Linked DNA regions of Homo sapiens: region 2 is linked to region 1. A link is a loop called in an ENCODE intact Hi-C map of the cell type or tissue named here. Cell type or tissue: prostate gland. All regions are shown on one strand. Links, peaks and the distances in the headings refer to the core of each region. The heading gives the core; the rest is flanking DNA.

Region 1 (14,948 bases), core at 4,550-12,549:
GGAGAGCCACCAGCAAATCCTGGGGACACCATCACCAGCCAAGTCCCAGGACTTCTGAGTTCTGGTTCTCCCATCTGTGAGATGGAGGCATTGGGCGATGTGATGCCTGCCTTCTCTAGAATTATAGAAATGACGTGAAGCACTTGAGCCCCTTACTAAATGCTGAACTGCACTCCTTCATGCCTGGCGTTTGAATCCCAGCTCCTCTAAACTGACTCCTAGTCAACACCATTGAGTCCTTCTAGCAGAAAATCCTCTCCTCTCAATCCTGTGTGTTGAGCATACAGACACCCATGTGGTTATTAGAAAAAATGTTAACAGACATTGTAAGAGTTCGTTTTTCTAAAACACACCCGTTTCCTACATAAAGCATCAAATGGAGGTTTGCCAATTCGTTTTAGTCTGAATTTGTGTGCAAGGTGGGGCTGTTCCCTTGTCTTCATTAGCCCTCCACTTACTAAGTGATGATATCAGTGGAAAAGTGTGGCGCAGAGAGTGGTTGGCTGGGTGGCCTCTGGCTGGGAAGACCAGCTGTGTCCAGAACCACTCAGGGCAGAGGCTGAGGGGTGCCTGTAACACTGGCCATCCCCGCTGGGGAGTCTAGGCCTAAGGAGGTGGAAGTGGCTCTCCAGCTCTGCCCACCGGCTTTGCTTTGTGGATGGCCTTCCCCGCCTGCCCCGTGGGGAGAGAGGAGCAGCAAGACCCGCCCTGCTGTTCCCCTGCTTAAAGCCCTCCTCCCCCCATTCACCACCAGTCACAGGATGAGGCCTAAACCCTTGAGTCTGGGTTCAGAGTGCCGGCCGGGCAGAGCCGAGCCAGCTCAGCTGTACTAGCCAGGCTGTGCGAAGCCAAGTTACCTCACCTCTGTAAGCCTCCATTTCCTCTTGTGTAAGTTGGGGGTTATGGCAGCTACCTCGGAATTGCATGAGGCTGTGTGTAAAGCACGTAGCTCAGTGCCTGGCACTGAGTCCAGGCTCAGCCAGCCTTTGCAGTTGGTATTGGAATGAATACATATTTCATAGTGATCATTGCACACCTATCATGGGGCAGCTAGCGCTGGGTCAGCCTGCCTAGTTGGGCAAATGCCACTGTGGCCAAGCCTGGCACACAGTCAGTGCCTGATCGATGGTCACTGTGGGTTAAGAATGATACGTTGTGGCCAGGTGTGGTGGCTCACACCTGTAATCCCAGCACTTTGGGAGGCCAAAGTGGGAGGATCGCCTGAGCCCAGGAGTTTGAGACCAGCCTAGGCAACATGACAAGACCCTGTCTCTATTAAATTTTTTCTTTTTTTTTTTTAAGAGTTATATGCTGTTCCATGGCCCTTCTCCATCTGGCAGCCTGTTCTCACCACTGCCTCCCTACCCCCAAAACCACACCCAGGGTCCGAATTCCCCTCTAGCCTCTAAGCCTTCACACCCTGACACTTCTGTCCCCTCCCAGGGAGCCTGTCCTTAATCCAGTAGGCAGAGTTAGCATTTCCTTTCCTTCACTTTTTTTGTTTTTGTTTTTGTTTTTGTTTTTTTTGAGACAGATTCCACCCAGGCTGGAGTGGTGTCGCAACCTCGCCTCGCTGCAGCCTCGACCTCCAGGGCTCAATCGATCCTCCCACCTCATTCTCCCTAGTAGCTGGGACTACAGGCATGCACCACTATTCCCAGCTAATTTTTAAATTCTTTGTAGAGATGGAGTTTCACCGTGTTGCCCAGGCTGGTCTTGAACTCCTGGGCTGAGGTGATCTGCCAGCCTCGGCCTCCGCCTCCTCTTTGTCCTTACATCTTTTATCGCTCTAAACACACAATATTTTAATCATCTGTTTGTGACCTTTTTCTCCACTACGTGGTAAGCCCAAGGGCATCAACTGTGGCCTATTTGTGTTTCTATCCCCAGCGCTGTCCTTGGCACATGGTAGGGAGGCTCTCAAAAACAGTTTTTGAATTAATGAATGAATATATAACAACAGTCAGGGACCTTTGTCCTCATTCAGCTCATCCCGCCCCGCCCAGAGATTGGAATTCCAGATAGAACCTACCCACTCTTCTTTCTTGCCTGCTAGCAGCTTCTATTTGAAAACTAGAAAGCCAAAAGTCCAGGCTTTGGGGTCAGCCAGATCAGTGTTTGAATCCCAGCTCTGCCGTGTGCTGGTTCTGGGATCCTGGGAGTTCATTTTTCCCTGCAACCCTCAGCCTCCACCTCTGTGAAAGGCACTGCCTGCAGGGTTATTGGGAAGATTTGGTGGCATGACAGGTTTGTAAATGAAAGTGCTAGTTTGGGGTGTTTCCTGCCAGCCCTGACCCTGATCCCAGAGTCAGAGTGCAGGCACCCCAGGGAGCAAGGTGGGTGGTGGGGCACAGTTAGCTGGAGGGCCATCAACCTCTTTCCCAGGGCGGGCGGGCCATTTTACACCAACCAAGTTGGAGCTCTGGTAGGGCAGAACAGAGCTTGAGCTGCTGGGTGTTTGGATTTGAAATGGACAGGGTATGTGATTGTTTGTGTGTTGGGATCTCTTTCTTTGCTGGCAAAACAGTGTAGCCCCTGGTTCTTACCTTCAAGCTCCTGTTAACTCAGTAATTCTGGAGATGATTCTCTTGGAGATAGATGGGGGCTTCCTGGCCGGGCGCAGTGACTTGTGCCTGTAATCCCATCACTTCGGGAGGCTGAGGCGGGAGGATCGCTTAAGCCCAGGAGTTTGAGACCAGCCTGGGCAACATAGTGAGACCTCGTCTCTACCAAAAAAACAGGGGGAGGGGGGTGAATGGGGGCTTCCTTCTCAAGGAACTCCATATGTCTAGATGGGGTCCTTCTCCCCTTTCCCAGATGTCCCATCTCAATGGTCCCTGGGAAAGTGGGGTGGGAAATTAATAAGAAACTCAGGCCAGGCACGGTGGCTCACGCCTGTAATCCCAGCACTTTGGGAGGCCGAGGCGGGTGGATCAGTTGAGGTCAGGAGTTGAGGTCAGGAGTTCAAGACCAGCCTGGCCAACATGGTAAAAACCCATCTCTACTAAAAATACAAAAATTAGCGAGGCGTGGTGGCAGGTGCCTGTAATCCCAGCTACTCGGGAGTCTGAGGCAGGAGAATGGCTTGAACCTGGGAGGTGGAGGTTTCAGTGAGCCGAGATCGCGCCACTGCACTCCAGCCCGAGCAGCAGAGTGAGACTCATCTCCAAAATAAAAAAAAAAGAAAGAAGAAGCTCAGCCGAGGTCTTGTTGGTGCTGCAGGACTCTTTACAGGGAGAAACCAGAGCTCTAGACCCCAATAACAAATGTTCCTCTGTTTTCGTTGCTCTAAGATAGAGTGGCCCTACCTGGAAGGAAACAGGTTTGTACAGTGCCTTTAGGCACTCTACCTATGACATAAAGATGTTGACATGCATTTCTTTCTTTCTTTCTTTCTTTCTTTCTTTTTTTTTTTTTTTTTTTTCCTGAGACAGTCTTGCTCTGTTGCCCAGGCTGGAGTGCAGTGGTGTGATCTCGGCTCACTGCAACCTCCGTCTCTCAAGTTCAAGCAATTGTCCTGCCTCAGCCTTCCATGTAGCTAGGATTACAAACACCCGCCACCACACCCTGCTAATTTTTGTATTTTTAGTAGAGACGGAGTTTCACCACGGTGGCCAGGCTGGGTGGCACCTGTCACAACACCCTGCTAATTTTTGTATTTTTAGTAGAGATGGGGTTTCACCACATTGGCCAGGCTGGTTTCAAACTCCTGACCTCAGGTAATCCACCTGCCTCGGTCTCCCAAAGTGCTGGGATTATAGGCATGAGCCACCACACCCAGCCAATATGCATTTCATTGTCCCCCAGACAAATTAGCTATTGTTTTCTCTATTTTGTAGGTTGACAGTAAGTGTTCAATACATGATAGCTACTATTTGTGTCTAGCACTGTGCTAAGTACTAACCTTGCCTGTCTCATTTAATCCACATGACCACCAGTGAGGCAGATATTGGCCCCATTCTCTGCCTATGGAGGCTGAGGCTTGATCAGTTAAGGTGGCCATGGCGGGTCCCAGGACTCTGAGCTAGCGACTCCTCCCACACAGCGCAGGGGTGTGTCTTGGAACCCAACCCTCTGACTCTAGTGCCTGCACAGCCATTTGGCCACATGAGTAGGCTGTGCTTGAAGCCTGACTCTGCCAGGTGTTTCTGCCCATCATATTCTGAGCCACAGCTGGACCATCACAGTGGTATAAATTCAGGCTGCTTGAACTGGCTTCCTGTAAGGATCCAGGGCTTCCAGGTGCTCCTGTCCCTAGCAGGGCATCCTTGCAGTGCCTCAGCCCATAAGTGGCAGGCTCCTGTCCCCATCCCTTCTCACGTGATGTGATAGGTCAATCTGGAATCTGGTAACCAAGTATCTACCCCCGCCCTCACTCCCCAGAACCTGCACAGAGAGCCCCCCTCAAGGGTGGTCTTCACTGTTGACCGAAGCCTTCCCCTCATGGTAGGACAACTCACCATGTCCCCAGACTCCTAGGCAATGTTTAGGTCCCTAGGCCCTAGAAAAGGACAAGAGTTACAGATTCCCTGAGGTCCAGGTCACCTCGGGGTGGTGTGGGAACACACAGAGAATGCTGGCCAGGTTCAAGTCCCACTCACTGCTGGGTGCTGAGAGCTCTGAATTCTCCGAGACAGGCTGCAGCCTCTCCCTGTGCTAAGGTCAGGGGAACAGCAATGGCCAGGGGTATTTAGAGGAGTGTGTTTGGGGCAGTCTCAGGCAGCACAGGTCTGTGCTGTCCGGGCAGCAGCCACCAGCTTCGCGAGGCTCCCGGGCACTCGAGATGTGCTGGTCCACATGCAGACGTGCTGTGTGTGCAAAATGCACACCAGATTTTGAAGCCATTGTACAAATAAAAGGATGTACAATAGCTCAATTGTTAAAAATGGATTACACATTGAAATGATAATATTTTGGGTACATTATGTTAAATAAAATATTCAATTCTACTATTTTTCCTGTTTTTTTTTTTTTTGGAGGCAGAGTCTCGCTCTGTTGCCCAGGCTGGAGTGCAGTGGTGCGATCTCGGCTCACTGCAAGCTCCACCTCCCAGGTTCAAGCGATTCTCCTGCCTCAGCCTCCCAAGTAGCTGTGCACCACCACGCCCAGCTGATTTTTGTATTTTTCTTTTTTAGTAGAGATAGGGTTTCACCATGTTGACCAGGCTGGTCTCAAACTCCTGTGCTCAAGTGATCCACTTGCCTCGTCCTCCCAAAATGCTGGGATTACAGGCATGAGCCACCACACCTGGCCTATTTTTCTTTTCTTTCTTTCTTTCTTTTTTTTTTTTTTTTTTTTTTTGAGACGGAGCCTTGCTCTATCACCCAGGCTGGAGTGCAGTGGCGTGATCTCGGCTCACTGCAACCTCCGCCTCCTGGGTTCAAGCGGTTCTCGTGCCTCAGCCTCTGGAGTAGCTGGGACCACAGGTGTGCACCACCACATATGTCTAATTTTCATATTTTTAGTTGAGACAGGGTTTCACCATGTTGGCCATGCTGGTCTTGAACTCCCGACCTCAGGTGATCCACCTGCCTTGGCCTCCCAAAATGCTGGGATTACAAGTGTGAGCCACTGCACCCGGCCTATTTTTCCTTTTTCAAATGTGATGACTAGAAAATCTTACATTCCACACATGGCTGGCATTATATATCTACTGGACAGTGCTGCTCTGGATCTGAGCTCAAATCCTGCCTTTGCCCGTCAGCCATGTGTACTTGAGCAACTGACTCCAGCTTTTTGAAGCTGGGTTTCCTTTTCTGTGAAATGCTGGCAATAATACTTTCCTTTTAGGACTATAATTGGCTCTTAAGAAGAAAACACATGTAAAGAGCTCGGTGCCTAACACATAGTAGGTGTTCAGTAAATAGCAGCTGCTATTTGTTACTTCAGTGTTGAGCCCCAATTTCACAAGCTCCTTGAAGGTTCTTAATAGCCCCTTGGGACAACCCCTGGGGGTTAAATCTAGAGACTTCTGGGAGGAGGGTGAGGGATGAGGAAGGATGCAGCAGGGAAGGCATGGGGCGGCCAGCCCTGGATGGTGTCCAGCCGGGCTGCAGCCCAGGTACCAGCCTGCTCCATCCCAGGCTTGCCCAGCCCTGCAGAGACCTGAGCCAGACTCTGCCCCCTCTTGCCCCCGTGGGTCTCCATGGCTGGCACAGGGAGAAGAGGTTACTAGCCAGAAGGAGAACCTGTTTCAGACCTCTGAGTCCTGGGGGTGTCTGTCAGACCAGCAGACCTCACTTTAGTTTGTGTCTCCCTCCTGGTTCCCACCCTACCAGACTCCAGGGAAAGCTCTTCCCACTGAGAAATAGGAAGGAAGAGATCAAGGGCTAGGAGCAGTGAGTGACTTTTTTTAAAATGGACACATCCAACATTCCCCTGCCGCCCGCACAGACCTGGAGGGATGTGGAGGGTGGAAGGGGGTCCCATAGAGTAAAATGAGGTGACATCAGGGCCACTACGCAGGGGGCCAGTGACAGCCAAGCCCCCTGTACCTCACCTAGGGTAAGGAGAAGACACCTTCTGCCTAGAGGTGTGGACACTGGCTGAGTGCCTGGAGCCCCTGGTCACTTCCCAGTGCCCCCAGGCTGCCCGTCACACAGCACTCCAGGCAGGGCCAGCTGTCTCCATCCTGGCTTCCTTGAAGAGCTGGCACCAGGCCCAGCCCTGTCTCCAGAATCTGGGGAACAAACTGAGCTGTCTCCCAGAGCAAATATGGCTCTTACACCCAACATACTCCTGACACACACACCCCAGCCCCTGAGAACAGCCAGGGTTCCTTCCTGCCCCCGCCGTCCTGCCCCCTTCCATCCTCTTGTTGGGGCTGATTTTCCTGTATTGGGCATGGGGCACTGGTCTTCTTTGCATAAACAAGAGCCCTGGGCTGGGGGAGGGGCAGTCTTGAGAGGTGGGGTTACCTCTGTTGTTCCCCTGGACACCCAAGTGGTCTTCCTACTCCTCCAGCCCCTTTCCTCTGGGGTCCTGAGCTAGCTGGCTCGAAGGAAGCGGGCTGGGCTGTTTCTGTAGGGCCCATCACCATGGCATCAGCCAGGGAGGGGCTGGGCCCAATGGGGCGTTGGCCCCCAGGCTCCCACAGCCTTCCCTGAAGGGAGGAAGGAGGAGCAGGGAGCGGCCCTGGGCCTGTTCCCCAGAGACGGTCACTGGGATTAGGGTATCGACTTTCCCCAGCTTTCCAGGTGACTGCTGGTGGCGCCTATTGAATTCCGTGCCCGCCATCCGCTCCCTGGACTGCGTGGGTGGAGGTGATGGGGCGGCCACTTAGGGCGCGGTGAAGCTCCCTGGGGGAAAGGACAGATGAAGGGAGGAAGCCTGAGGGTGGAGGAGGCCCCGGGAGAAGGGTGTGGGGGCAGCTCTCCGGGCAGGGTCTTTTCTGGAAAGCCAGCCAGCATTTTGTGAAAGTGAGAGTCTCCAGCCTGTCCAGCCCTGGGTCACCCCGGCCCAGCTGCGCTGCCCATCGGCTGCATGGCCTCATGTTCCCTCCTGTTGATTCTGGCTCTCTGCCAGTCTCCTCTCTGAGCAGATCCTGATTTTGTCTTGAACTTGGGTCTCCCAGGCTGTCGTCGTCACTGGAGGTCCCACTTTGCCCTCCGGAACTCACTGGGGCTATGTTCCTTTTGAGTCTCCTCCTCCCACCATGCTTCGGACCCCTCTGTAGCTGGCTCCTCCTAAGATCCTGGGGGCCACACACCAAGCCCAACATGCCTGGACGTCACTCCCATTTATCCCCTTTCCCCAGAGGCAGAACCCAGCCCTGCCCCAGCTTGGCGGTGAGGGTCCAAGAGCAATGGTGGCTGAGCTCGGCCAGGTACCCCACACCTCCCCATCTTCTCCTCTCAGTGCTGGGCCTGGAGACCACAGGCCAGGCCCCACAGATCCCCAGGGGGGCTGCCCCAAGGGACTCCCCTGCCAGCCCCAGCCTCCACCCAGGCTGGGATGGGCTGGCTTGATGGGCTGACTCAGCAACTGGCACTGACACCTCCTGGAGACAGCTGGGAGGCTCCTGCTAGGGAGGGGTGAGGAGGAACAAGGCTGGTCTCCCTTGAAGAGTGGGAACCCCCCTTCCCATGTGAGGGGAGGAAGTCTCTAGGGACTTGGGAAGGAGGCTCTGCAGGTGCATCGGAGCTGTCTAAATGCTGGTGGGGTCTACCGGGGGCTTCCCATCTCCTTGTCCAGCCACCCCCTCAGGTCCTGGAGCCGCCACAGAGCCACATCTAGACAGAACAGTGGAGCAGGTCCCAGTGCAGGGGAAGGAAACAGAGGGCACCTGAGCCCCTCAGGCTGGGTACCCTGTTTCCCCTTGAACTGCACGACTTGGTGCTGGCAGAGCGGAGCAAGGCTCAAAGCAGGCCCTGGAGCTTTGGCACCATATGTCACTAGGCGAGGGGCACTGGGCTGAAGATCAGTAAGGGAAGCCCACAGCACAGAGACCAGGGCCAGAGGATGGGCATCCCAAAGGCAGCTAGCACAGCCCTGCCCTGCCAGCCGGGGGGGGCGCCCAGAGCCACCTGCCCCCAGTCCAGCCATGCCCCTGCCCTGTCACCCACACCAGGCTTCATCCCCCAGCTCAGGCTGCAGCTCCAGCTGCGAGAGGCCCTGAGCGCCCGGAAGGAAGGCTGTGGTAGGTTGTGGTTTCTTCAGCTCCCAGCCTACCTCCAGCAGAGGCTGCAGCCGATGCCCTGGAGAGAGCCCCTGTCTGCCCTCTGCTGCCTGACTCCTGTTGGGTCCTCACCTCCCAATGGGTTGCCCCATTCTGGACTTGGATCCTTAAGGAGCACCCTGCAGTGTGGTGGAAGGAGGACAGGTTCCAAGTCAGAGACCAGGGTTGGAGTTCTGGCTGTGTGATGTCAGGCAGTGGGCTCCACATCTCTGAGCCTCAGTTTCCCCATCTCAAAAACAGCTGACAAGCCCCAGTCAGGTTGTTATGGGAAGGTTTTTGGGAGCGCAGGGACGGTGGAGGGAGGTTGGAGGAGGTCACTAGAGCTGCCCCCTGCCTGTCCTGAGATTTCACCCTCCCCACTTTCTCAGGGTGTCTGGCTGAAGCAGAAAGCTGCGCCTGTCCTGGTGACGGCGACTGGTCAGACTTGTTTCTGCTCACCTAGGCGGCCCGGGGGAGGGCCTGGCTGGGAGCTTTGTGGAGGGATTAGCTCTAGGGGAGAAGAGCCTCACTTACTCCCGGAACAAGATCCCACAGGGCTGTGGGAGTGCCGGGGGGTGAGCCTGGGGCAGGTGACAGCCGAACTAGCTGGGAGTGGGCCCTGCAGTGAGGCAGGGGGTGGGCCAGGGAGAACAAGGCAAGAGGAGCTTCATTCAGGGTTCCTGAGCCTTTGTGAGCCACTCACGTTTTTACCACTCACTTAACCGTCTTTGTTGTTGGGGTGAGGGGTCCTCGAGCCTGGATTTGGGTATGAAAACCCAGGCAAGAAAGACCTGCCCAAGCCTTTAAAGGAATGCAAAGTCATCCTCTAGCCACCCCCAGAGATCGAAAGGCTGGGGATTGAGTCTCCTGCAGATGGTGGCGGCCTCCTGGGGCTGGCAAGTTGGGACAGAGGCCCATAAGCCCTCCTGGGCGCGCCTTCCCACCCCTCTCGGCCCTCTCCACTCCCAGCTGGGGATTTGGGTTTCAGAGCAGCCTGGCACACACACCCCCACCCCACCAGAATCTCACTCCCAGCTTCCTATGACTATTCATTAGTATTCACAACAATGGGAAAGTCTGGGTGTGCACAGGGATTTTTTACAGTTAGAAAGTGTTTAAGTCAATGACCTCACTGGGCCTCAGCAACCCTGGGAGGCAGATGGCAGTCAGAATGATCCATAAATGACCTGCCCCAGGTCACACAGCTCCTAAACAGGGGAGCTGGAACCTGGCTGGGAGCCTTGACTATCCACTGCTCATTGTCTGATGTGCTGAGTGATAACACAGGGCCAGCAGGCTGGACAGCAGCCAGTGGCCCTGCACCAGGCCTGGAGGAGGGGGAGAGGGACAGGGACTCAGGCGTAGTCCTTGGGCACAGGCTTCGGCTGCCTACACCCATATTCCCTCCATCATACTGTGTGTCCAGGCCTGCAGCTTCTAAGCTGAGCTGCTTACTTTGGACCAAGCATGTTGGAAACTGTTTTCAGCTGAGTCCAAGCACTCGAAATCTGCGTGTGCCCTTTTAGTAGGTCACACCCTCCAGGCCACAGCCACACTGGGCTCCCTTTAGCCCAGCCCTGCTTTTCCCAGTCCCCTCCCCATTCAGGCTCCTCTGTTTCTGGGGTCTCTGTGCTTCCGTTGCCACCTCTGCCCTTGGGCAGCGGTGTCGGGGGAGGAGGTCCTGGAACGCCTGAGGATGGCCCCGTCTTGTCCAGGTCCCCTTGCTGTGCTGAACAATAAGTTTTTGGTTATCTGCTCCTTCTGGCTCCCTTTTGGCTGGGCCATTCGGCTTGGTGGGGGTGAGAGAGAGTTCGAGTATATGGAGGAAGGCTTTACTGTAAACACACTGACCAGCTTTCAGTAAACACCTGCCTCTTCCTCCCCTGCTGCAGAGAACGGGGTACAAAGGGGCTGGGGGTCCTCAGTCATATGCCCCAGGTCCCCAGCCAGGCTGACGGGTGCCACACTCTGCCCCCTCTCCAGGAGGGCCAGACTGAGCCACCAATGGGGAGGGATAGAGGCCCGATCAACACAGCATGTGATTCACCTTAGACTGTCAGAAGGGACAGGCATGTGAGAGCTAACCTGGTCCTACCCCTCATTTGGCAGAAGAGGAAACTGAGGCTTGGACAGAGCAGTGTTTTATCCACATCACCTAAGCAGTTAGCTGCGGTGCTGGGTATCCACACAAGTCTTTTGAGTCCTGGGCCAGAACCCTCTCAAATTGCTGTGTAGGGATCTAGGCAAATTTGCATCCTCCCAAACCTTCCTTGGTTGGGGAGATGGGGACAGGCAGAGGACAGGGAAGGCAGAACCTGGGGCACTGTGGAATAGCCATGGACCCTCCCCTGTCCCTGCAGCGCGAGCTTCGGCCTCGGCTCTGTACCATGAAGAAGGGCCCCAGTGGCTATGGCTTCAACCTGCACAGCGACAAGTCCAAGCCAGGCCAGTTCATCCGGTCAGTGGACCCAGACTCCCCGGCTGAGGCTTCAGGGCTCCGGGCCCAGGATCGCATTGTGGAGGTGATGCTTCTCGCTCTCTTCCTATCTGACTGCCCCCACCCCCTGCAGATCAGCAGCACCTGGGGCAGCCATCATACCATCATGGGCTTGATTAGCCCACGGGCATAGCCAACCTGGAGCTGCTGGATGGATGGGTGGATGGGAGGGAGGGAGGGAAGGGTGGTGGATGGATAGACGGAAGGACAGATGGACTGACTGATGGACTCTTCTCTTACCTCCACTCCCCTGGACTCCTCCTTGCCAAGCAGATACAGTGGGCAGCCTGTGATTCACCCATCGATCAGGGAGATGTCTGGGGCCATCTCCAGAGCTTCCCTGCTGCCAGGCACACAGAGTGGGGTGGCAGTAACAAAACCCCTCTCCTGAGTTAGGCCTTTATTTATTTAGTTTTTTTTTTTTTAAATGGAGTCTCGCTTTGTTGCCCAGGCTGGGGGAGTGCAGTGGCACAATCCCAGCTCACTGCAACCTCCGCCTCCTGGGTTCAAGCGATTCTCCTGCCTCAGCCTCCTGAGTAGCTGGGATTACAGGTGCCCACCACCACGCCTGGCTAATGTTTGCATTTTTAGTAGAGACAGGATTTCACCATGTTGGCCAGGCTGGTCTCAAACTCCTGACCTCAAGTGATCTGCCCGCCTCGGCCTCCCAAAGTGCTGGGATTCCAGGCGTGAGCCACCTCACCCGGCCCCGAGTTAGGCTTTTAGACTCGTGCATTCAGGGCTCTGGTGCTGTGCTCCTGGGAGAGGAAACGTGAACCAAATGCTCAGGCAGGTCCCAGAATCACAGTCTTAGAACCTTAGAGCTAGAGATCAGCTCTCCCAAGACTTCTCATTTTACACGTGAGAAAACCAAGGCCCAGAGAAGGAAGTCGGACAGCAAGTCCTTACCCAGGCTGGGCCCCACCCCGGCCTCCCAGCTCGCTCCCATCCCATCTCTCCCAGCTGTGTTTGTTTAGTCTCGTCTGGATATTTTCGTTGGCCCTTCCCATGTATCCTGCCTCCCCAGCTGACTGTCAATGGGAGGACCCCCAGCCTAGTTCAGGACTCTGCAGAAATGGCGGGGGTCAGTATCCCCAGGTTGTGAACTGCAAACTGGCTGAGAACCAAGGTGGTCACCCCTGCCCCCAACCCCCCTCCACTTACCTGCCCCAGAACCAAGGCCTGTGTCCGTAACGCCTCCCCGACCCTGCCCTGCAGGTGAACGGGGTCTGCATGGAGGGGAAGCAGCATGGGGACGTGGTGTCCGCCATCAGGGCTGGCGGGGACGAGACCAAGCTGCTGGTGGTGGACAGGGAAACTGACGAGTTCTTCAAGAAATGCAGAGTGATCCCATCTCAGGAGCACCTGAATGGTAAGCCAGGTGGGGCCACTGGCCGTCCTGGGGCTGGAGCCCCCCAAGTCAGGGATGTGAGCCAGGGCTAAGACTGCTGGGTCCCAGGCGAGGGGTGGGCAGCTTCCCGGCATGGGTGCTCCCTCCTCCTCCTTCATGGGAGGCCCAGAGGTGTGGGCTGGGGGAGCGGGGGCCTAGTGTAGGGAGTGGCAGTGGGTTTCTGAGGACGGCTTGTGATGGGGTCAGCTGGCATGAGGTCGGTGAGAGAGATGGACAGATCTTCTTATTCCCGGCCAAAGCTGCAGCCCCAAAGGAGGCCCAAGCCCCCAGTCCTGTCCCCACCAGCAGACTTTCAGGGCAGTGTCAATGTGAGGAAAGGGTTAACTCCGGGGAGGCCTCCAGCCTTTGCTTGGTCAGATCAGAGTCCAGTGACGGGGGCCGGTGCCTCCCCCTCCCTCCTCTCAGGTTGTCTTGGAAACTCAGCCTTGCTGGCTCTAGAGAGTAGTGGGTCCCCCTTCAATCCCTGGGCCCCTGCCCTCCCCATCCCCCACCATCACCCTGCCAAGCCTGGCGCCTCCCCCTGCCCAGGCCCGAGCCAAACAGGGCAGGGCTGCTGCACCGGGGCAGGGAGGGGTTAAGCATGCTCTGCTCCTTGGTCTGGACTTTCTCCCTGGGAAGATGGCTCCCTGGAGCGGGCAGGGGTGCTCACTGGGCCATACTGAGGGTGGAACCTCTTGGGACTTTGCAGTGGGTGGGGCCTCCTGGAGACTCAAGGTTGTATGTGTAAAAGGAGATTCACACAAAGGTCCTGCGACTCCCATCGCCAGCTGCAAGGGCCCACTGGGGAGGCCCTGTCCCCTTCTGGCGCAATCCAAGGCCTGAGGCTCCTAGAAGAGGGGATGGCCCCTGGAAGTCCCTAGCTGGCTCTGGGCATGGGAGGTGGGGTACCGCCTTACCCTTATCTCCCAAGTTCATGGAAACCAGGTAACTCAGATAATCCCCTTCTCCACTGAGGGGGAGACTAAGGCCCAGAGAAGCCCCAGCCTTCCTCCTAGGGATCTGATACGAGGAAGACACAGCTGGAATCTGGATTCCACTCAGCTCCTGGGATACTGTCCCCTGCTTCCCCCACCCCTTCACCCTGCAGGTAATTGGCCCCCTCAGACATTCCTCCCTCTTCTGCCTGTCTCTCGGGCTAGAGGGGCTGCAGCCTCTGGCCAAAGGACCTGAAGAGGGAGAGGCCTGGGGACAGTCCCCTCCCCGCAGTCCCTCCAGGATGGCATCCTCACCCTTTCCATAGGGAGGAATGCCCCCCTCTCCGGCTGCCAGGGTTTCACCCTGACCACTGTGAGCTGATGGGGAGGGGACAGTGAGTGACCCTGTGTCCCAGCAGCCTGTCCTTGCCCGGGGAAGGCTGTGGGTGTCAAAAGGGAGGAGAAGATGAGAGTCAGGTATCTCTGGCTGTGTCCTGGACTGGGGACAGGGAAAAGATAACCAGGAATTTTAAGCTAAGAGTTCAGAAGAAGCCCTACACTGACCAGTCCCTGGAGATGGAACAGCCACCCCTGAAGCCATGTGGGACCCCTACCCTGAGTGAGCCCAGTGAAGGTGACCCCAGACCTGTCTTCTCTCCCTCTGACCCCTCCAGGTTTCCCACTGGCTGGGGGAGGGGATACCCAGGACACACCCCTTGAGCCTTCTCGTCCCCCCTCATTTCCTGATTGGCAAATAGGAGTTGGGATTATTTTCTCTTTTTTTCTTTTTCTTTTTCTTTTTTTTGAGATGGAGTCCTGCTCTGTCACCCAGGCTGGAGTGCAGTGGTGCGATCTCGGCTCACAGCAACATCTGCCCCTAGATTCAAGTGATTCTTCTGCCTCAGTCTCCTGAGTAGCCGGGACTACAGCCATGCGCCACCACGCCCAGCAAATTTTTATATTTTTAGTAGAGATGGGGTTTCACTATGTTGGCCAGGATGGTCTCGATCTCTTGACCTTGTGATCCGCCCACCTCGGCCTCCCAAAGTACTGCGATTACAAGTGTGAGCCACCGCGCCTGGCCTTTTTTTTTTTTTTTCCGGACACAGTCTCTGTCACCCAGGCTAGAGTGCAATGGCACAATCTTGGCTCACTGCAACCTCCACCTCCTGGGTTCAAGCAATTCTCCTGCCTCAGCCTCCTGAGTAGCTGGGATTACAGGCGCCTGCCACCATGCCCGGCTAATTTTTGTATTTTTAGTAGGGATAGGGTTTCGCCATGTTGGCCAGGCTGGTCTTGAACTCCTGACCTCAGGTGATCCGCCTGCCACAGTCTCCCAAAGTGCTGGGGTCCCAGTCATGAGCCACCGAGCCCAGACTATTTTCTCTTTCAGTTGAGGCAGGTACTAACTATAGTCTGGGGTGTGGTTCCAATTTTGGTGTCATCATCATCACCTGGGAAGCGTTTGGA
Region 2 (14,948 bases), core at 2,866-10,865, 530 kb before region 1:
AGGCCGGAGTGCAGTGGTGCAATCATGGTTCACTGCAGCCTCAACCTCCCAGTCTCAAGCGATCTTCCCACCTCAGCCTCCTGAGTAGCTGAGACTACAGGCAGATGCCACCATGCCCAGCTAATTTTTTATTTTTTATTTTTTTGTAGAGACAGGGTCTCCCTGTATTGCCCAGACTGGTCCTGAACTCCTGGGCTCGAGCAATCCTCTCACCTTGGCCTCCCAAAGTGCTGGGATATAGGCGTGAGCCACCACACCTGGCGGAAAGCCACATTTTCCAAAGTCAAATCCATCTGTTCCCCTCCCAAGTGAGCCATCTCTCCTGCCTTTTTCTGGGCTGCCCCCATCACTTCAGCTGAGAAGTCTGTCAGCCAAGAGTGACCAGCAGAGCAGTCCATGTCAGAGGCCCGAAGACCTGCCCGCATCTCACAGGGCTGGCAGCGTGGCCTCCAGCAGGTGTCTGTCCCCCTGGAAAATGGCCCCAAAGCCCCAGACTGCAGAGCCCGGCCTTGGTTTGTCAGGTCTATCTCTGTGTGTGCCTGTCCCTGCACAAGTCTCGTCTCCCCCTTAGACCGCAGGGTCCTGGAGTACCCCCTTCCTGCTGATTGCCACCCCCTGCATAGGACTCCCTGAAACAGGCTTTCCCCAGCAGCACCCCCAGAGCACTAGGGATTCGGGACTGGGAACCCCTATTGGGGGTGCATGGGAAGCAGGGGCGGCTGTCAGCTCAGGAGCCTGACTTAGAGCCAGGTCCAGCCCTGGCTGGCGGCCGCCAATCCCGGTGCCATCTGGTGCCTATCTGGCAAAATCAAGAGATGAATGAGCAGAGAGTGGCACCAGGCCTCCTGACAGACTGGCTCCCATTGCAGGGCCCCGAGGTGCTAGGCAGGCCTCAGGCCCCTCCGGCCCCCTCAGAATTCTGGCTTTGCTGCTGCCTCTGGCACTGGAGGTTCAGCTGTCCCTGGTGGGGTGCAGTGGAAGGGACTCCAGAAGTTGCATATCCTGACTATCCCGCCCCCTCACACATCCCCCAAGCATGGAGCTGGCTTCTCGATTCTCAGGATGGACCCCAACACCTAGAACAAGCTCTTCACATTCTGGTAGAGGATGATGCCCAGCCTGGGACAGCGGGGTCCTTGCATGGAAGAGGCAACAGATACACAGGGCTGTCCTTCCAGGCCCTGCCTCAGTGGCACTCAGCGCCCGAGGCCTCTGGGTACTCTGGTCTTGGACGGTATCCCTCTCCTTGCCTTTTTCCCTTGGCCATGGAGCTCACCACCCACAGCCCTCCCTGCTAGCTGGGGATTCCTGCCTTGTCTCCTGAGTGGCTCGGACTCTTCATCAGCAGGGCCTGGTCCGTATCTTCATCCAGGGTCTGAACCAGAAACCGGAGACCAGCTCTGGCACCCCTCCCTCACTGACCACGAGGCCCACCACTTGGCCTCATGCCCTGTAAGCTCCATCACTCCCACCCAAGTGCCTCAGCGCCGGGCCCTCTGTTTACAGAGTAGGAGCTTGAACCCTAGGTGGAGCTTGGAAGGATGGACGAGAGATGCAGCTCAGGCAGTGGGGCACTCAGGGCCCAAGGGCAGGGCACTTCCAGAGCCCCGCACTGCAGGGATGAAGAGTGACAACAGGCCTCTGCTCTCTTCCAGTCGCTGCTGTTCCTGGGGCTGGTGGCCGCCGTCTGCCTGGGCCTGAACCTCATCTTCCTTGTGGCTTACCTGGTCTGTGCATGCCACTGCCGGCGGGACGATGCGGTGCAGACCAAGCAGCACCACTCCTGCTGCATCACCTGGACGGCCGTGGTGGCCGGGCTCATCTGCTGGTGAGTGTCCCTGGACGCTGGGCTTGGGGTGTGTGACTCAGTCTGCAAGGGGCCAGGGACTGTTTGACCATGTTCTGACGGAGCTCCAGCTACCTTGATGGAAAAGCTTGTCCCCAGATGAATGTTGTCCCTTTTTTTTTTTTTACCAAGCATCAGGAATCAGATGCCTGGGGTGGTGATGGGGTCTCCAGAAAGGTCTCCCAAGTGGCCCCCCACAAACCCTGCCCCAATGTGGGTTTGTCCTGTGCCCAGCAGCTGTGCAGGCAGCATTTCTGCACCGACACTGGGCATCTCCAGTCTCTGTCCCTGGCCCCTGCCAGCTGCTGCCCTGGGTCTGTGAGGTCAGAAGAAAGTTTGACTCCAGCACAAATCAATTCCATCTTCTTGTGAGATCAATAGCTTTTAGTGCCGTTAGCCAGTTCTTTGGTTTGGATGAGGAAGGGAGAATTTCTTTTATTTATTTATTTTAAAGATGGGGTCTCACTCTGTTACCCAGGCTAGAGTGCAGTGGTGCGATCACAGCTCACTGCAGCCACAAACTCCTAGGCTTAAGCAATCCTCCCACCTCAGCCTCCCAAGTGGCTGGGACTACAGGTGCACACCACCATGCCTGCCTGGCTTTTTTTTTGGGGGGCGGGGGGTGGGCGGGGAAGAGACAGGCTTTCATCAAGTTCCCCAGGCTGATCTCAAACTGCTGAGCTCAAGTGATCCACCTGCCTCAGCCTCCAAAAGTGCTGGGATTACAGGCGTGAGGCACTACACCTGGGCTGAGACTATGTTGCTCAGGCTGGTCTTCAACTTCTGGCCTCAGACATTGCTCCCCCCTCAGCTTCCCAAAGCACTGGGATTACAGGCATGAGCCACCATGCTGGGCCTTAAAGTGAGGATTTATAACTCCCGTGCAGGAGTCCATACCCAGCCCACCACACTGCCTGGCCACTCCACCCCAGCTGGCGTCCACATGCATGCTGGCTGTTTTCAGGAGTTGTTGCGTTTTTCTTGTTTTTAAATCTATAATGATTTTTCCAAAAGCCTCTAGTGTCCACGCAGAGACGCTTCTGGGGTGTGGTCACCCCAGAGAGTAGAGTCTCCCACTACCTGGCAGCAGGCTGGCAGCCAGGCAGGTCCTGGTCAGCCTGGGGGTGAGGATGCCTGGGCTCTCATACCCAGGCAGCTCACCTTGCCACTGCGAGTTTCTTCTCTGTTGGAAGATGTTCTTGATCTCGTCCTGCCTGTAGTGGGAGGCTCACCTAAGCCAAAACGCAGGCGAGACGCTAAAGCAGCCTTGTGGGGCGGACAAAGCTCTGAGCACAAGGAAGGGGACCAAGGCTGCTGCAATACATGGCCGGGGCTGAAATAAGAGACTCAGAGGACAGAGTTCTGGACAGGCCGGGAGGTCACAGTCGAGTGCGGTTCCCAGTACAGTGGAAGAGCTTTGAGAAGTGACTGGTGTTAAAAATCCTCCTGCATGGCCGGGCGCGGTGACTCATGCCTGTAATCCCAGCACTTTGGGAGGCCAAGGCGGGTGGATCGCCTGAGCTCAGGAGTTCGAGATCACCTTGGGCAATGTAGTGAGACCTCACCTCTACAAAAATGAGCCAGGCATGGTAGTGCATGCTTGTAGTCCTGACTGAGGCAGGAGGATGATGAGCCCAGGAGGCAGAGGCTACAGTGAGCCATGATCGCTCCATCGCACTCTAGCCTGGGTGATGTGAGACCCTGTCTCTTACACACACACACACACACAGATACACACATACATGCACACACACAGATACCCACACGACAAACTTGTTTTGGAAGAATACTTTGGAACAGTAAGAATGGCATGAGGAGTCAATTCTTCTAATATGGAAGAATTATCTGCAGTGTAGGGAAAACTCAAGGTGGAAGGAATGTGCGTGGCAGAATCCATCCCACAACATTCTGGGCGTGACTTGTACCAGGCAAGAGGGCACCAGCAGTAAGAAAACAGGCACCAAGTCTGCTTTCATGATCTGTCAGCAGAGGCTGAGAACTGTGTACCAGTTTGCTTTGAATCATTGCAACTAAAGAGAGAGGGCTGGGCGTGGTGGCTCACGCCTATAATCCCAGCACTTTGGGAGGCCAAGGTGGGTGGATCACTTGAGGTCAGGAGTTCGACACCAGCCTGACCAACATGGTGAAACCCTGTCTCTACTAAAAATACAAAATTAGCTGGGCGTGGTGGCGAGTGCCTGTAACCTCAGCTACTTGGGAGGCTGAGGCAGGAGTATCATTTGAACCCGGGAGGCAGGGGTTGCAGTGAGCCGAGATTGCGCCATTGCATTCTAGCCTGGGCTACAGAGTCAGACTCCGTCTCAAAAAAAAAAAAAACAACCAAAAAACTAAGGAGAGAGCTCTGAAGGAAAGGAGCAGGCATAGAAGTGGATGGCCCACCTGAGTCCAGGCGTTCCTGGGTGACATGGGCACCCAAACCCATAGGATGAGAAGGCGTTAACTTGGCAAAGGTGGGGGCAGGGGAGGCGGAGACACCTCCAGGCAGAGGGAAGAGGAACGTGCAAAGGCCCAGAGGCAGGAGCGAGCATGGGGCTAAAGGAAGCCAATGTGGCCAGAGCAGAGGGAGCAGATGAGGGGGTTGGGGGCACTGTCGAGGGTCGGGGTGAGCAATGAGTGGCAGTGGGATGGGGAAAGTGTCACGGGGTCAGAAGACACAGGGGGCAGATGGGATTCAAACCATGAAGCAACTCATAGGCTTTGTGAGGGGTCGGGGTCTTTATTCTAAGAGCCAGGGGAGCCACTGCAGGGGCTCTGCAAAGAGGTAGCGTGACCCGATAACTCAAGTTGAATGTAACCCAGGCCGGCGGGAGTATTCGGAACAGTGGGACTTGAATGTGAAGAAGTGGCCACCGGGTGACCGAAGAGCTCAGAGGCCTAATGAGGGCAGTGAGCGACCTTGGGATTAGCAATAGCAGGAGCCACCACCACCTGCAGGCCAGAGGGACACAGGGAGAGGCTATGTCACCAGGGAAGCTGGAGCCACACAGCCTGCCTATCAGCGGCTGCAGAACGAGGGGAGCAGGGCCCTGGCTGCCTTACCACCACCTCCAGTCTCCTACCAGCACCTCCATCGGCAGAAGCCAGCTGGCAGGGGAGCCCGAGACATTCCGTGTGAGGGATCAACCCCTGTAATGGAGAACAGGGCAGGGGACAGAGGAGGGACAGGTCCAGGCAGAGGGTCGCATAGATGCGGGCAAGAGTAAAATCAGGCCATCAGGGAGGCCCAGCTGGAGAGCAGCGGGCTTACACCTGGGCGTGGGCAGTGACCAGAGGGGAGTGCCCAGAGGAAGAGTCAGCTAGGGAGGTTTGGGGAGGAGCTGCTGAAGTTCATCTGCAGGTTTCTGGCTTAAGCCCCCGGATGGGGTGGCAGTGCTATCCTCCAAGGCAAGGGACATTGGCAGGGAACCGGGAAGAGAAGCAGACAGTCAGTTTGGTTGTACACAGATTGAGTTTAAGGTGCCTTTGAACCATCCAAGTGCAGTTGGAGTTATAAAGCCAGGGTCATGAGGGTGGCCAGTGTGGAAGTCACACACATGGGTGACCTGCCATAGGAAGCACAGAGTGAGAAGAGAAGGGGGCTGGGGCCAAGCCTGGAGGAAGCACAGTGTTTAACAGCTAGGACGCAAAAGGTGCCTGTGAAGGAGACCAGGAAAGAGTGTCCCACAAGGAAGGGCTGGGAATGCCACAAGGGCACAGGAGTCACTGGGCAGCGTGTTCCAGGAAGAGGAACCAAGCTGACCACTGCACGTGGGAGGGGGGTTGGGAAAAACCCTTGGGTTAAGTGGGAGGTCATTGGTCGCCTTCCTTGGAGCTGCGTCCACTGGGACACAGGAACAGCCAGATTGGTGTGAGTTATGGGAGGGGCAGGAAGGAGAGTCGGGACAGCAGCAGGAGAAGGGATGGAGGTAAAGGTTGGGGCACTGAGGTGGGAGGACACATGAGCTCTGCTGATGTGATTCCACCTGAAAGCGGGGGATTGAATCCGCAGAAGAAAAGACCAACAAGGGGTTCCTGAAAAAGCAAAAGGGATAGGAGGATATACCTCTTTGTTCTCCTCTATTATGGGGGAAGGGTAGTGATTTTATATTTGGGAAAGAGTAGTGTGAACACACCAGGGGGAAAGCAACACCACCAACTCGCTTATTCTCCCTCAAGCAGAACAGTTTTTCCTATGGCCCAGGTGGGATCAATGACCCCAGGAGAGACCAGGAGAACCTCATTAAACAGCCAAGGCGATTTTTCTTTCTTTCCTTTCTTTTCTCTTCCTTTCCTTTCCTTTTTCCTTTCCTTTCCTTTTTGACAGAGTCTCACTCTGTCGCCCAGGCTGGAGTGCAGTGGCACGATCTCAGCTCACTGCAACCTCTGCCTCCCAGGTTCAAGAGATTCTCCTGCCTCAGCCTCCTGAGTAGCTGGGATTACAGGCACTCGCCACCATGCCCCGCTAATTTTTTTATTTTTAGTAGAGATGGGGTTTTGCCATGTTGGCCAGGCTGGTCTCAAACTCTTGACCTCAGGTGATCTGCCTGCCTCAGCCTCCCAAAGTGCTGGGATTACAGGCTTGAGCCCCAAGGCGATTTCTGATCCCCAAAGATGAGGTGTAATTTCACAGCCCCTCCTGGCCCATCGCTGATAAACCCACAGGGCCCGAGAGAATAGAAGGATGGGAAAATGCTGGCTTCATATTGAATCCCTGGAAAACACTAAATCGTGACTCAGAGAGCTAGAAAAGGATGAACACAAGGAGTCGACAAAAGGGCTTCTCAGAGCACAATACAATTGGTTCATTTTCTTTTAAATAAAGTTACAAATTGGAGGGTCACGGGAAGACAATTCATTTAATGTATAAATATCTCAGCTGAGCACTTGGTGAAGCTCCTCCCCTCTGTGTGGATACAGTTGCATTTTCTATGATGGTGCATTTAACTGGGTTCAAAGCTAGTTACACAACTCTGGTTGAACCCAATGAATATTGACTTATGCAGTGGATTTCTAAACTGTAGAGGGGGTGTGTGTAAGAGAGAGACAGAGATACGTAAAGCATGCAGGAACCTTGTTTTTTTTTTTGTTTTTTTTTTAATGTCTCCTGCCCCCCCATCTTGGATGATACAGGAACCTCATTTTAAAAGGCACATTCCCAGACCACACTGATGGAATGGGCCGGGCTGCTTATCTGCACTTAACAGGCTCCCCAGGTGATTCTGTTCCCGTGGTCTGAGGACCACATCCTGAAAAACACTAAATTAGGAGTTGAGGGCGCCCTGGAAGGAGGTTTCTTTTCTTTTCTTTCTTTTTTTTTTTTTTTTTTGAGATAGAGTCTTGCTCTGTCTCCCAGGCTGGAGTGAAATGGTGCAATCGTTGCTCCCTGCAACCTCCTCCTCCTGGGTTCTAGCGATTCTCCTGCCTCAGTCTCCCGAGTAGCTGGGATTACAGGCATGCGCCACCACGCCCAGCTAATTTTTGCATTTTTAGTAGAGATGGGGTTTCGCCATGTTGGCCAGGCTGGTCTTGAACTCCTGACCTCAGATGATCTGCCTGCCTCAGCCTCCCAAAGTGCTAGGATTACAGGCATGAGCCACTGCGCCTGGTAGGAGGTTTCTATCACAGTCCTCCAGGGGGTTCCGTCCTAGATCCTGTGTTGTTTAAAGAACAACAGAACAAATATAAGTGTGGACGTGTACATTCATCTCCCCCCACCCCAACCCAAATGAGCATTTTGGATGAAAACTCAGGAGGCTGCTTAATCAATCTTCAGATGGTCTCAAGTGGTGCAGGTCAGATGGAATATGATGGATGACAAGAGTCAAGATTTGAAATGATTTGTTCATGCTGGAATGTTGGACTAAAACCAACTAGATGAGATTTCACAGGGATAGATTTAAAGTTCTGCTTTTGGTTAAAACAACACAAAAATCAATACAGCACTATAGGAAGGAGGAGAGACTGGGCTTAACAGCAATTCTTGGGAAGAAATTCAGGGGCTGTTTGTAGACCACAAGATCAGTGGGGGGCGGGGGGAACCAGGGCGGGTGCAAGTTCAGGTCAGTGCCCTGGGAAGTGGAGGACCTAAGGCATGACCCCTGCTGCGCTCAGAGCTGATGAACAACCTGGACTTGAGTGACTCACTCAGGCCACATTTAAGAGTGACATTAACCAATTAGACTTTCATTTGGAGGACAGTGATGGCATGGGCAAGGGTCTGAAACCTTAGTCCCAAGAAGGACACCTGCCCACTTGGAGAGCATGAGGTGAGAGGGTTATGAGGAAGCCAGGTTCAGCTGTCTGATGGGGCACGGTGCAGAACTGGAAACTTCTTCCAGGCTGCCCTAGAAGACAAATGAAGATCCAGGGGGTGAGTGGTTTAAGGAGGCAGGTGTCAGCTCAGTAGAAGAAGGAACATTCTATAAGTTGGGAGTTCACAGTGGAAGAACAGACTGTGACATGGGTGGCCTGAGGATGTTGGGGGAAAGGGTGGAGGATGTCGAGAGAGTCCACAATTCCTGGAGGTGTCAAGAGAGACCCAAGGTTGGCAATGAGTATGTGATCTCAGTAGACCTCAGCGATTCCCAGGCCCACCTGTGTCAGAATCCCCTGGGGGCTGGTAAAAGTGCAGGTAACCTAGGCCCTCCCCAGATCTACTGCATCAGCATCCCTTGGGCTGGCTACAGTCTCCCAACTTTTGGAGTCTTAGGACTAGAGGACAGTATTTTCCTATTGCCCAAATAAAATGTCCTGTAGAACCAGCCTGCCAGGGACCCTGAACCTTCACCTCCCCACCCCCAGCCCCACCTGCCAGAATGTGAGATGTCATCCACCTACTCACCGCAGCCCCCAGGAAAGAGTTCCTCAGCTCAAGTCAAAAACCTGCTCTCCATAGATGTTCACAGCAGCTGTATTCAGAATTGCCAGAACTTGGAAGCAACGAAGATGTCTTTAACAGGTGAATGGATAAGCTGTGGTCCATCCAGACAATGAAATATTATTCAGCACTGAAAAAAATGAGTTTTCAAGCTGGAATAAGTCATGGAAGAATCTTAAATCCATATTACTAAGCGAAAGAAGCCAGTCCGAAAATGCTCCACACTGTATCGTTTCAACTCTATGACATTCTGAAAAAGGCAAAACTAAGGAGAAAGTGAAAAGGTCAAGGGTTAAGGCCAGGTGCAGTGGCTCACGCCTGTAATCCCAGCACTTTGGGAGGCCAAGGCAGGTGGATCACCTGAGGTCAGGAGTTCAAGACCAGCCTGGCCAACATGGTGAAACCTCCTTTCTACTAATAATACAAAAATTAGCCAGGCGTGGTGGCGGACACCTGTAATCTCAGCTACTCAGGAGGCTGAGGCAGGAGAATCACTTAAACCCAGGAGTCGGGGGTTACAGTGAGCTGAGATAGCGCCATTGCACTCCAGCCTGGGCAACAGAGCGAAACTCTGTCTCAAAAAAATAAAAATAAAAATAAAGGGGTTAGAGGGGAGGGGGTACTTAATGGGCAGAGCACAGAGGAATTTTAGGGCAGTGAAACTACCCTGTATGATATGGTAATGGTGGACACGTCATTTTTTCATTTTTTTTTTTAATTTTTGCAGAGATAGGGTCTCACTACGTTGCGCAGGCTGGTCTCCAACTCCTGGGCTCAAGCGACCTATCCGCCTCAGCCTCCCAAAGTGTTGGGATCACAGGCGTGAGCCACCACACCCAGCCAACACATGTCATTATCCATATGTCCAAACCTATAGAATGTGCAACGCTGAGAATGAACCCTAGTGGAAGCTGTGGGCTCTGGGTGATGATGTGTGCATCTGGGCTCATCAGTTGTAATGGATGTACCACTCTGGTGCAGGGTTTTAGGGTGGAGTAAGAGGCTGTGCGTGTGTGGGGCAGCAGATATATGGGAACTCTCTACTGTCCACTTAATTTTGCTGTGAACCTAAAACTGCTCTAAAAACAAGCTTTTTTTTTTTTTTGGAGACAGAGTCTAGCTCTGTCACCCAGGAGGGAGTGCAGTGCCATGATCTTGGCTCACTGCAACCTCCACCTCCTGGGTTCAAGCAATTCTATGCCTCAACTCAACCTCCTGAGTAGCTGGGATTACAGGCATGAGCCACCGCACCCAACCCTAAGCTTATTTTTTAATATAAGCAAACATTCTCCTCTGTGTATCACCTCTAACCTCTGTTTGGGATCTTGCTTATAGTGCTGCGGTGGGCGTTGGTTTCTATGGAAACAGCGAGACCAACGATGGGGCGTACCAGCTGATGTACTCCTTGGACGATGCCAACCACACCTTCTCTGGGATCGATGCTCTGGTAAGGCTCCCGGGCAGCTGGCCGGGTACAGGCACAGCCCACAAGGTCAGCGTGGTCAGAGCAAGGGCCCCCGTCAGATCCCAGCTAGCTCAGCTGCACACGGAGGGGCTGTGTGACGCCTGAGGGCTGGACCCCCGCCTGCGCTGCAGTTGCCTCTGCTGGGGCAAATGGGCAATTGTGCGTTCCAAGCCTGCAGGGGTGGCAGGGATGGGGGTGAGGACTAAAGGAGGCAGCTGTGGGATCAAACCCCATTTTCCAACAAGCCGAACACTTTCTGATTTGTCAAAGGAGACCTTGAACATGGAAAATCAGCCCCACTGCATTTTTTGTTTTCATTTTAAGTGCTGCATATGGAGTATTGCAAGGTCCAGGAGATGCCAAGAGGAAAAAACTCTCTTCAGAGACAACTGAGGGCTGGGCGTGGTGGCTCACTCCTGTCTTCCCAGCACTTTGAGGGAGGCCAAGGCATGTGGAGCTCAGGAGTTTGAGACCAGCCTGGGCAACATGGCAAAACCCTGTCTGTACCAAAAATACAAAAATTAGCCAGTTGTGGTGTGGTTCCAGCTACTTGGGAGGCTGAGGCAGGGAGATCACTTGAGCCTGGGAAGCGGAGGTTGCAGTGAGCCAAGATCACGCCACCACACTCCAGCCTGGGCAACAGAATGAGACTCCATCTCAAAAATTAAAGAAAAAAAAAAAATTGAAGAGCCCCGTGATGTAAGGTAGTGGAGACCTGCCCCAGCTCCTCGGAGCTCTGGCTTCCAGGCAGTGACTCCAGGTGGGGGCTCACAGTGAAGGATGCTCTGGCCTGGCCAGAGGAGGTGTCAGACTCTTAGGGGAAGGGGAAGGCTACTCTGCCAAGCCAGGGCTGGATTTTGTGGCAGACGCTGCCTGATACACACGAGCCTTTTGCTGGGGCTGCCACCCCTCTGCTGGGGACCTGGCCCAGGGAGGAGCACGACAAGGGTGGACATCTGAGGACTTGGTTCCCTGAAAACTGCCTCTGCCTTTTCTACCCCAGCTGCCTGGAATTGGAGTTTTCCCACAGTTTGACCTTGGCCCCCACACACGTCATTCTCACTCTAAGCACCAGACCTTTTCAGCTGCTTATCCGAGCAGCCTCTGCCACAAAATCCAGCCCCAACAGGAGAATTTGGCCATTGCCCCGGCATCCTCCAGAAGAGGATTGGACCCCATTTGCCCCCCTCCTGCTCCCTTAAGCTCCTCTAAGGCTTTAATCCCTCAGTCAACAAGGGGGGTCGGGGGTGTCACCTTAAAGAGACAGCTGTGCTGCTCCTCCGTGCCCAAGTCAATTGTGGGAGGAGGCCCTGGCCTCCAGAAAGGGGCTGAGGGTGGCTACAAAACCAGGGGCCCTGGTCCTTTGCAGAGTTCATTCCACCGCCCGTGTCCACTGGGACCCATCCCCTTAGCTGAGCGCTGAGTCCCAGTGCGGAGATGCTAGTCTGGAACAGCCTTGCGCGGTGAGCTGGGGCGGCTGGGTTGGAGGAGCTGAGGGACAGCCAGCTCAGGCCTGGGAGGCAGAGGTGTGGCCTGCCTGGGGAGAACTCTCCCTCTGGGCACCCACCCTTGCCCCAGGCCCTGGTGGGGAAGGGCCCCATGGTCACTGCCCTCTAGGCTCTCTCTGCCCCTCCCTGCCATCCTGCTGCCTGCCTCCTCTTCACCCACCAGCACCAGGATCACTGGAGGAGGAACCTAGCCCCGAGAGGAAAATCCCCTGCCCTGCCCAGGAAGGCACCAGGGCCATGACCTTCACGGGTTTAGAGAAACTCCCAGAACTCCCTTATGGGAAAACATCAAGTCCTAGAAGTCCCTATCCCACAGGACGAGAGCTGCCAGGGAGGGGAGCTGGAACGGGCCCCCAGGCTGGGGCCTCCCACCCCATGGCCTGATGGTGCTCCAGGGCCAGGTTTGGACATTTCACAGCAGGTTCCACTCTCTGAAATCCCTGCTCCAGGGCCAGGTTTGGACATTTCACAGCAGGCCCCACTCTCTGAAATCCCCTGTGTTCCCAAAGAGAAGGGTTCTGTATCCCTGGAGATCAGCCCCTCGTCCTCTCCGTTGTTACCGAGAAGTGAGGTCAGGAGTCCCAGGGCTTCACACTGGTCCAGCCAGCCCATAGCTGCCTCCAGCCTGTGGGTGGTCACCTCCCCCTCTGGCGTGAACCCCTAGGGCCCAGGTGTAGCTGCTGCCTTGCCTCCAGGTGGAAAGGTGGCACTGGGTCCTTACTAGGACCTGTGAGGCTGGTTTGGGCCTCAGAGTGGACACCCAGCACACCAGTCCTCAGGGCTCCAGGGGAGGCAGCAGATCTTAGAAGACTTCCCAGATCCAAGGGGAGAAGTCCGGATATCAGATAAATGACTAGTGAGATAATGTCAGTGAAAGTGCTGGTAGACTGTAAAGTACACTCAGCTGTATGACTGTGATTATGAGTGCTATTAATTACTGTAATCACCTTGGGGTCAGCGGGAGGCTGGGATCCAGGACGCTGTGGGCGGCAGAGGCAGATGGGGGACTCGTCGACAGGTCAGGCAGGACCTGGATCTGGGCCTTGCCAGAGGCCAGATCATGCAGCTGAGTGGCCAACAAGAAGCCCTCTAGGGATGCACCCACAGAGTGGGGTGGGCCCTGCTCCAAGTCCTCCTTTCCTGGACTGGAAGCCCCATACCTATGCACGTCCAACTAGAGGGACACCTGTGCCTTGGTGGGTAGGGGCGGTGGTTCAGGGATCAGGCGGTCCTGGGAGGGCTGCACGCCCCAGTCTAGGGGAGTAGAGAGGAGTCGTTTTGGGATACCAAAACTTCCTGTACCTGGTAGCCAGCACGGCCCCTCCAGGCTCTCTCATGTGAGTCTGCAGCAGGCTGATGGGCAGCCCTCAGATGTAGAAACTGAGGCACAGGGAGGTTGCATTGCTGACCCGAGGTTGAAAATGTGTATGTTTCAGAGCAGAAACCAGAACCCAGGCCTCCTGGTCTTAGCCCCTTACCTCCACTGACCTGGCCCATCCACACTTCCAGATAAGCTCACTGAGCGCTGGAGAGTCCTCCCTCCCAGAAGTTTTCATACTTGAGCTTGCATCAGAATCACCTGGAAGGGTTGGTAAACACTGATTGCAGGGCCCTGCCCCCAGAGGTTCCGCTTCAGCGGTCCTGGGGCAGGGCTGAGAGCTTTTGCTTTTGTGAGTGAGTTCCCAGGGGGTGCATCTTACGCCCCTAGTCCCGGGACCACACTTGAGAACTGCTCTTTCCTCTAGACCGTGGTCTCCGCCACCTGTAGCTCGTCCCTAAGTCTGCCCAGCCTGGAAAACTGACCTGTCCCTCCTGTTCTCAGAGCTTTCCGTGAGAGAGAGCCTGATTCCATCTCTGGGTCATCCCACCTGTCCCTGCGGGGAGTATTATGTCCTGAAACTTTAAGGAATTGGGGATGGTATAGAGAAGTGGGGAGTTGTAAGTAGGTCACTGCTGTCATTCTTATTTTTTAAAATTTTAGGATCTTTTGAGCCTAGGAGTTCAAGAACAGCCTGGGCAGCATAGCGAGACCCCATCTCAAAAAAACAATTTTTTAGTTTTGTTTCCTGTGGGAAAATATCAGGAAGAAAGAGAAGGCATGACAAATACAAATACTGCCTTCTTTTTTTTTCCCCCTAAGGAGGAGTTTAAGAAATAGAGAAGTTAACTGTGAGAGAGTAGAACTGTGAGGGAGAAAACAAGTGGCCTCACAGAAAAAGTTTACAGATAATTTTTTAACAGCCCTTTACTCTGAAGTTTGTTTGATTTATAGAAATATAGAAATATAGAAATGTCACCTATTACTGGGTTTGTTCAGAATGGCACTATTCTTTGATGATAGTGCCATTTGTATAAATGTTTCCAAAGTGGTTGTACATTTATCTTATTAAATTGAACAGCCAAGTGTACTAGCATGACATTTAGTTACTGAATGTACTTTTACATGGTTTGGGGTCTTTTCCCCTGTGCTTCGGGCTGTCGAATCTGCACATGGTAGAGTGTCTCCGTACTCTGGTATCTCTTAGTCCTTAACCAACTCGTAAGAACCAAGCATAAGCCAGAAAACGGAACAAGCCGCTGACACTGAAAAAATAAAACAAAATGAAACAAAGAGAGCCATTCTCTTTTCTGGAACTAGGAACTCCCAGCGTAGCGCAGATGTAAAAGGCCACACAGCTGATGTGAAGTCCCCATAACACAGAGAACACCGTTGGCCTCCGAGAGTGGAATCTAATCGGCCTTGCTGATCTCACTGTGGGAAGTTTCTGCCTCTTCTTCTGTGTCGTTTTTATCTCCCAGACCCGTGGGAGCTGAAGGCTGCCGAGTGTGGATTAGTGCACACTGCCCCACTCCCGGCCCGTTGTGCTTCTTGGTTTAGTGTGACAGTTTCAGAACAACAAAGCCCTTTCTCCGCTCGCTGCCAGCAAGGGCGTGCTTGGGGCTGCCAAGCTGCACCCCGGGGTTCTGCAGGCACCCTGGGTCTGGGCTGTGGGAAAGTCCCGCTAACCAGTACGAGCCCTGCCTGTGCTCTTCAAAAGCCAGCTAGGGTTGACCACTTGGACCATTAGAAATGGATGCACATGGCCGGGCGTGGTGGCTCATGCTTGCAATCCCAGCATTTTGGGAGGCCGAGGTGGGTGGATCACTTGAGGCCAGGAGCTCGAGAGACCAGCCTGGCCAACATGGTGAAACTGTCTCCACTAAAAATACAAAAATTAGCCGGGCATGGTGGTGCACACCTGTAGTCCTAGC

Evidence for each region. A loop is a pair of places that touch in the nucleus more often than their neighbours do. Peaks named below come from ENCODE experiments on the same cell type or tissue, not always from the same donor. Only the 100,000 strongest peaks of a DNase experiment are listed, where the experiment ranks them.
Region 2: it touches region 1 in a loop (8-fold over the local background); 2 of 110 quality-filtered maps call a loop at or near these places.

What each region holds. Positions count from the first base shown.
Region 1 is chr17:74,750,996-74,765,943 of GRCh38, forward strand. NHERF1 (NHERF family PDZ scaffold protein 1) reads left to right here. Exons shown (of 6, transcript NM_004252.5): 2 at 11,017-11,178; 3 at 12,372-12,525. Among named protein-coding and RNA genes, the nearest start is that of SLC9A3R1-AS1, 8.6 kb to the left of the region's middle. RefSeq lists enhancers at 6,351-7,097, 7,098-7,845, 7,846-8,592, 8,593-9,340, 11,993-12,744 and 1 more. In prostate gland, for the core only: no CTCF peak of the experiment used is centred there; DNase peaks (open chromatin) are centred at 7,506, 7,976, 9,116, 9,966 and 1 weaker place; H3K27ac peaks cover 6,544 bases.
Region 2 is chr17:74,220,830-74,235,777 of GRCh38, forward strand. TTYH2 (tweety family member 2) reads left to right here. Exons shown (of 14, transcript NM_032646.6): 2 at 1,656-1,828; 3 at 10,059-10,170. Among named protein-coding and RNA genes, the nearest start is that of TTYH2, 15 kb to the left of the region's middle. RefSeq lists an enhancer at 3,143-3,676. In prostate gland, for the core only: no CTCF peak of the experiment used is centred there; no DNase peak of the experiment used is centred there.